2 separate regions of the Homo sapiens genome follow, and region 2 is linked to region 1. A link is a contact called in ENCODE Hi-C or POLR2A ChIA-PET data. All regions are on one chromosome and are shown on one strand. The core of a region is the stretch at or near the end of the contact, and the rest is flanking DNA. Distances in the headings are between cores, read along the strand shown.

Region 1 (3,602 bases), core at 969-3,468:
AGATTCTCATTTCATTCTCAATCATAAAGACATAAGATGCAGCATTTTAAAATACTGTAGCTTTTAATAAGATAAGAGTCAGGACATAGCAGTCATAAACTAAACAAATGAACTTTGTCCGGGCGCGGTGGCTCACGCCTGTAATCCCAGCACTATGGGAGGCCAACACTATGGGAGGCCAAGGTGAGCGGATCACTTGAGGTCAGGAGTTCGAAACCAGCCTGGCCAGCATGGTGAAACCCCATCTCTACTAAAAATACAGAAATTAGCCGGGTGTGGTGGCAGGTACCTGTAATCCCAACTACTGGGGAGGCTGAGGCAGGAGTATTGCTTGAACCAGGGAGGTGGAGGCTGCAGTGAGCCGAAATTGCACCACTGCACTCCAGCCGAGGTGACAGAGCAAGACTCCGTCTCAAAAAACAAAAAAGAAAGAAAAGAAATGAACTGCAAATAAGAACAATGGCTCAAGTTACAATGGCACTAAAAGAATAAAAATAACCACTGCAATCAACATGCTACATATTTATCCTTAAGCTAGTCCAAGGATCTGGCAGAGTATCTGAACAACAACAACAAAAAAATTAGATAACTACATAATTTAACTAATGCATGGTTAAAAAAATAAAAGTTCTTTACCTGTATGCGTTCTGAGATGAATATTGAGGTAATAATTTGAACGGAAAAACTTTCCACAATAACTACACTCTCTTGAAGATGTAAGATGTTTTATTTTTCCTCCATCATCATTTTTATCTTAAAGGAAAAACAAAAATATTTATATAAGAAGGTAGCTGAAGTACCTGAATAAGGCATGCTGACTTAAATATTCTTGACATAAACATTTTTGGAAAGCATGAAAAAATTCTTTTATATAACATCGGGTTAGAACAAAACGGCTAGACACACACCAAATGCTGTTGGAGGTTGTTTGAAGTTTTAGAGTGTTATAACATGATTTTGTTTTGTTTTTTTCTGGGTACAGCAGAGTACACTATTAAACATTCAGTTCTTCGTTTGCCTTAATCACAAGAAAGATCATTTCATAGACTGAATTGCCCGGGCAGCTTCCGGTTCTCAGTGTCTCTGAGCAGGCAGGATCTGGCAAACTGAAGGTGGACATACATACTGGCGGGAAAAATTATCTTCTTCAGAATAATTTAGAAAAATGAGCCAATTACAAACCGTCAACTTCCCAACCACCAGGGGAAAAATAAGCCGTTTAAGGTTAGGATTAAACAACTGACCACTAGAGGGCAGCAAGCACAACTTAATCTTCAACAGAAAAGAAAGTCTGGCATTGGGCAAGCACCTAGGAAAGTCTGTCAAAATTTAGCAAAGTTTTGGAAAGCAGGCTGTATTGTCCACAAACACTCATGTGGGCGAAAGAGATCTGACAAATGAAAACCTGTCCCCAAATGACAGTGTTTGGCTTTAGTTTCTGCAGGACAATAGGACAATGTGTCTCACGTGCATCAGGAGAAGTTAGAGTCCACTGGAAGGAGGACAGAACTTCAAACACACACCAGCCCTCCAAAAGACAATCAGAGGTGCTGCCGTTAAAATACCACCCCCAAAACACATGAATGTTTAAGTTTTAAATAAATGTCCCCTCACTGTAGATCATATCACTATCCACCTGTAAGACAGACACCCTTGATGATCTATATAGTGTCTAAAGAAAGAAAAAAAAATTTACTTGATCTTCTTAAGTCTTAAAAAAGCCAGGATGATAGTACAATATGATAAATCTAGACTACTAAGATAATATAAGTTTAGGAAAATCAATTCCCCAAATACAGAATGGCCAGCTTTTTTTTCTTACAATCATACCCAAACTAGCTGGGTTTATAACTGGGCGTTGTTGCAATTTCCGACTCCCAACTATGTGTCAGGATTTATGGTATGTTGCGTCATATCCAAAAAGCTATGAAATGCCTTTTCTTTAGAACAAAGGACATGACATTTCCACATCTACCTGGTTCCTGCTCTTTCAAGCATCACCTCTGACTTTACAGTTATATTTTTTAAAGGACTGTGATCTTTTTACAAATAGGCTGTTGAAATTGTCCTTGGGAGGTGGAAGACAGGGGTCAATGAACCATTTTGCAAACAGGGAAATAGTAGCAAAGAAAGGTTAAGCAACTCATAATTGGTCACAAAACAACGCAGTGGTAGAACCAGAACTCAACGCCAAGCTGGGGTGCTCCCACCCACAGCCAGGCATTCTGTCCTGCCTGATGATCTAGCCCATGTTTTCCACACCACCTACCGGTAACTGGCCTTTTCATTTCTTTCAGGGAACTGGGGCATCTCACAGGGCCCCTGCAACAGTACCGGCACTAGCAGAAACCACTTAGCTAACTGGAGTCTGTGTTTAAAGCCTCTTTTTATGATGCCATTAAGACATTAGATTTGTAGTATGCTAAGTGCTGGGTTTCCTGTGTCCCAGGAAACTCAAAAACATTCTAAAGATTTGATATACAGACTACAGTTCTCACGTCAATCACATGATCAGAAAAGGAACTGGCACTGGCTGAAGAGCAGGTGAAGGAAGAGTCCAATCAATCGTGTGGGCAAATTCATCGTGGGTCTCATACACCCAGTTTTCCGAAGAATTCAAGCACACAATCAAGTGACACTGAGAGGAGGAGGCACTTGTTTTAACCGAGGACCACTTTGACAGATGCTTCCCTAAGACCGATTCATGTTCCCATCATTCGCTTGTCAATTACGGCCTGCCCATCAGGGTCTTTTCAACTGTTTTAAGCAGCAAGATCCTCTATTCAAACAAAATACTAAACTCTGATAGGAGAAGCTCTGGCTACAGTGAGGATGGGCGCAACTCCAAACACAGGTGGAATCCTTTGCCCTAGATAACGCCCACCAGGGCTCAGGAATATTATGTGAGCATGCCTTCAGTGATCACCTTCTCTTTCTATAAATGCCACTAGTACACTGAAAATTCTGCTGAGCAAATGAGCCTTCTTAAAAATGTCTTCAGTGTGCTCACATTCCTTGTATTTTATGACAAATCATTTGGGTTCCTGAGGTACCTATAAATGGATACTAGCTTGCCAGACAGAAAGGACAAGGTTTTGGACAGCACCAAACGGCTGCCCAAATAATATTCCTGGCTCTAGTTGATCATCACTCCCAGTACCTTTTATGGCCACTAGAAATTCACTACAGAAAAAGATCAGGAACGCCAGAAAAACTTAAGTGAAGGCTAGGGTCTCTCAATGCTCAAACTATTGACATTTGGGACCAGATAATTCTTTGATGATGGGGCTGTCCTGTGCACTGTACCATGCTGAGCAGTGTCCCTGGCCTCTGCCCACTGGATGCCAGCAGGCACACCCACACACACAGTATGACAACCAAAATGCCTCCAGACATTGCCAGATACTGATTGGGAACAAAATCGCCCCAGTTAAGAAGCAGTGCATTTGGGCTGGATGCACAAGTTATTTTTTTTTTAAAGTGTGTTTTGTGAGCAAAACGATACACGTTTAAAAAATATATATATATTTTCAGAACAAGGAGACCTCTTAACTCAACCCTGTTATTACAGAAATGAGAAAATTAAGGCCCTGAGAGGTTAA
Region 2 (3,538 bases), core at 784-3,283, 530 kb after region 1:
TTCCTGTTACCTCTGGAGACATACGCAGTCATTCAGTTATCTCTCTTGCCTTTGAACTGGGTATACATATTCAGTTGGATTATTTATCTCTGGATTTGAAAGGATTGCATTTAATTTTGAATCAAGGGGAAAGTGATCGTGGTGTTCTGAGTCACTAGTGAAGCCAGTTACAAGCCAGCCTCAAAGCAAGCACAGTCTTGCACTGATTAGGAAACGTTGAGAGAAGATGGCAGCCAGAAATATTTGAAGCTTTAACACCAAACAGTTGTGACAGCAAAGGTCTCCAATTTTTGCTTTTCATCTTAATATTATCTTTATTTATAATATTTTTAAATGATGGAACTACTAAACTGAAAAATAGTGAAAGCTACTAATTATTAAAGTGCTTACCATGTGCTGTTGCTATTCTAACTGCTCTTCTTGCATTATAGCCTCAGTTTCATCCCTGAGAGACAGGTCCTATTTTCTCCATTAGCCAGGCAAGGAAACGGGCAGACAAAGCAGATTTTCTGAAGTTACACAGCTTAGAGGAGAGTGGTCCAAATCCCGTCTTCATCAGTTCCTGGCCATGTGGCTCTGGCCAACTGGCTTATTTGCTTTAAGGTTTGTTAGCTCTTCTACTAAACTGGAATAATAATGAATAATAATAACAATGATAATAGTTTCTAAATGACGAGGTCGTTGTGAGGATTAAACAAGCTATTATATTTATGGAATGCAGTGTTGCCTGCACAGTCAATACTCAAAATCTGCTAGCTATTATTTTAAAATTATGGTTATTATTACTATATTGACATGTATGTTAGGAAGCTGTTATTCTATCTCAGAGATAATGCTTTTAATATAAAATATAAATATAATTGTGTGTATATGGGATAGGTATAAATCTTAAGCTATTAATTCACTGTTATGCCTTTTTAAAGTGTGTAGATTATGTAGTCATAAGTTAATACCTATAGCTTTCATTCTTTTTCCAATGAAATAAAGCTGTTCATTAAGAGCGTCATGTGAACCAAAAATTTGGAATAAAATCATATTGAATTGTACCAGAGTAGGAACTCTCATAGAGTACTGGTGGGCATTTGAAGTTGCAAAAACCATGGAGAGGGAATAATTTGGCAAGATCTAGTAAGGAGGAGGCTGTGCATGCCTGTGACCTAGTAATTAATATCCTGGAGGGACTCACACATGTATACAAGGAGACTTGGGCAGGAATGTTGGTGGCAGAAGGATTTGAGATAGTAAAAAATGGAAACCAACTGAAGGTTCAGCAACTAGATAAAACAAATGAATTAGAGCTCTAAGTACTGGCAAGGTAATATCATAAAAGTAAAATATTGAATTAAAAGGAAATTACAGGAAAATATATGCAGAATAAAATCTGCAAACAGTATCATAAAACTGATCATGAACATATTCATATATTGCAAAAATATCATACAAGCTTGAAATAGTGAATACCAAATTCTTGAATTCAGAATGGCTGTTGTTTCTGGATAAGGAGGAACAAAGATGGGTTTGCTGAAAAGAAGGCAGTGCAATTCAACTGCATCTGGGATGTGATTTTTATGAACGTGTTGGGGCATGAATGACCAATGCCAAGATTTGACAAAGCTGGATGGTGGCTGCTTTTTTGTATGCTTGAAATGTTTCATAATTGTAAAAAAATCCCATTTTATTACTTGTTTTGCCTTCTCTCCTCTTTTTGTCTTCATCTGTTTCATAGTTTCAACAGACTTAGCACCTTATGTCTAGGTGTACGTTTTGAGGGGACAGCAATTTTTTGTGCTACAAACTTTCTGTAAGAGGTCTTGGACTTAGGGATTCCAGTTCTCAGTGTTAGACCTTGTTTTCTGCTGGGTTCAGATGAGAGGTCATACAGTGCAAGCTGGGGCCCAAGTTGAGTTAATTATTTAATAAGGCTTCCACTTAGTCTGTGTAAACTCCACGAGCTCTCCTGATGGCCAACTCATTCACACTCCTTGGCCCACAGAGGGTTCAGAAGGGCCAGGAGGTGAGACAGTTGGTGAGAACAAACGGCATCCTTCCCTGCTGTTTATCAGTGTTTCTGCTGCTTGCTCAAGTAATCAACAGCATAGGTAGGGCTTAAAGAGGAAATCCGGTGCCTGCAGAATTATGACTGACCTATTGAGGAAAGGTTCAGAGAGGCTGGGGAGTTTGTGACCTTCCGGTTAAAGTGTGACTTCAACCAAGGCAGACCAGGAGGGTGGGTGAGGCATCCAGTTCATAGATGAGATCAGTGTCAACGGGTACAAATCCAGCAGGGTGACTCCATGCGTGTGTGTGTATATGTGAATAACACAAAGCATGTCATGAAATAGATGCATTAAATCTGAAGTATGTAATGTTGTATATAATGTCTTAAAAGTTCCCAATTCAGCACACCATGAAATGTCTAACCATGACAATTAAACAATGAAATGGCTCGACAGGAAGGGCTTTTGCATTCCTTACAGAACTTACATTCCAAAAAAGCCAGGTGGAGACATAAAACAATCCTTCCTCATAGATGGTTTGTGTTGTGTTGGTTTATTTTATTTTATTCTATTTTATTTTGATAAGAACATGTAATATGAGATCTACCCTCTTAACAGACTTGTAAGTGTACAGTAGAATGTTGTTATCTATGGCACAATGTTGTACATGGGTCTCTAGGACTTACTTATCTTGCATAACTGAAATTTTATATTTGTTGATTAGCAACTCCCATTTCCTCCTCCTTCCAAACCCTGTTAACCTACATTTTATTCTTCATTTTTATGAGTTTGACTGTTTAGCTAGCTCTTATAAGTGGAAACATGCAGTGTTTGTCCTTCTGTGACTGGCTTGTTTCACTTGATGTAATGTTTTCAAGGTTTATTCATGTTATCACATATTTCAGGATTTCCTTCTTTTTAAAGGCTGAATTATATTCCGTTGTATGTGTGTGCATGTCTATGGAATATAATTATACATGTACACACATACAATGGAATATATATATATATATATATGTATATATATCACATTTACTTTATCCATTTACCCTTTGATGGATATTTAGGTTGTTTCCACATCTTGGCAATTGTGAATAACATTGCTATGAACACAGTAGTGCACATACCTCTTCAAGATCCTGAATTGAATTCTTTTGGATAAATACTCATAAGTGGGATTGCTGGATCTTATTATGAAGCAAAATTAGACAAGTGGGACTACATCAAACTAAAAATCTTCTGCACATCAAAGGAAACAATAATAGAGTGAAAGGCAACCTACAGAATGGGAGAAAATATTTGCAAATTACATATCCAATAAGAGTTAATTTCCAAATATATAACTTCTACAACTTAATACCAAAAAAGAATTACCTGATTAAGAGACGAGCTAATACTTTAATAAATATTTCTCCAAAGAAGACATACAAATAGCCAACAGGTATGTGGAAAGATATTCATCACTAATCATCAGGGAAATTCAAATAAAAGCCATGAGGTATCCACCTCACACCTGTTAGGATAGCCTTTATAAAAGAAAA

What was found. Hi-C counts contacts between places; a loop is a spot of excess contacts on that map. ChIA-PET counts read pairs that join two places held with the same protein, here RNA polymerase II (POLR2A). Pooled maps may share reads with other maps.
Region 2: a loop to region 1 is called in a map of HepG2, with 2.4 times the contacts of the local background. The contact joins two enhancer-like sites. A Hi-C loop is called at or near these places in 2 of 168 maps with a recorded cell type or tissue (both HepG2) and 3 of 50 pooled maps. POLR2A ChIA-PET finds 5 or more read pairs at or near these places in 3 of 52 experiments (GM12878, Panc1 and activated CD4-positive, alpha-beta T cell).

What each region holds. Positions count from the first base shown.
Region 1 is chr20:53,577,698-53,581,299 of GRCh38, forward strand. ZNF217 (zinc finger protein 217) reads right to left here. Exons shown (of 6, transcript NM_006526.3): 3 at 637-753. Among named protein-coding and RNA genes, the nearest start is that of ZNF217, 14 kb to the right of the region's middle. Within about 2 kb of position 2,219, at least 26 of the 41 ENCODE cell types and tissues checked have a DNase peak (open chromatin) inside an H3K27ac peak, as active enhancers do.
Region 2 is chr20:54,105,783-54,109,320 of GRCh38, forward strand. No RefSeq gene overlaps it. Among named protein-coding and RNA genes, the nearest start is that of BCAS1, 37 kb to the left of the region's middle. Within about 2 kb of position 2,034, at least 2 of the 41 ENCODE cell types and tissues checked have a DNase peak (open chromatin) inside an H3K27ac peak, as active enhancers do.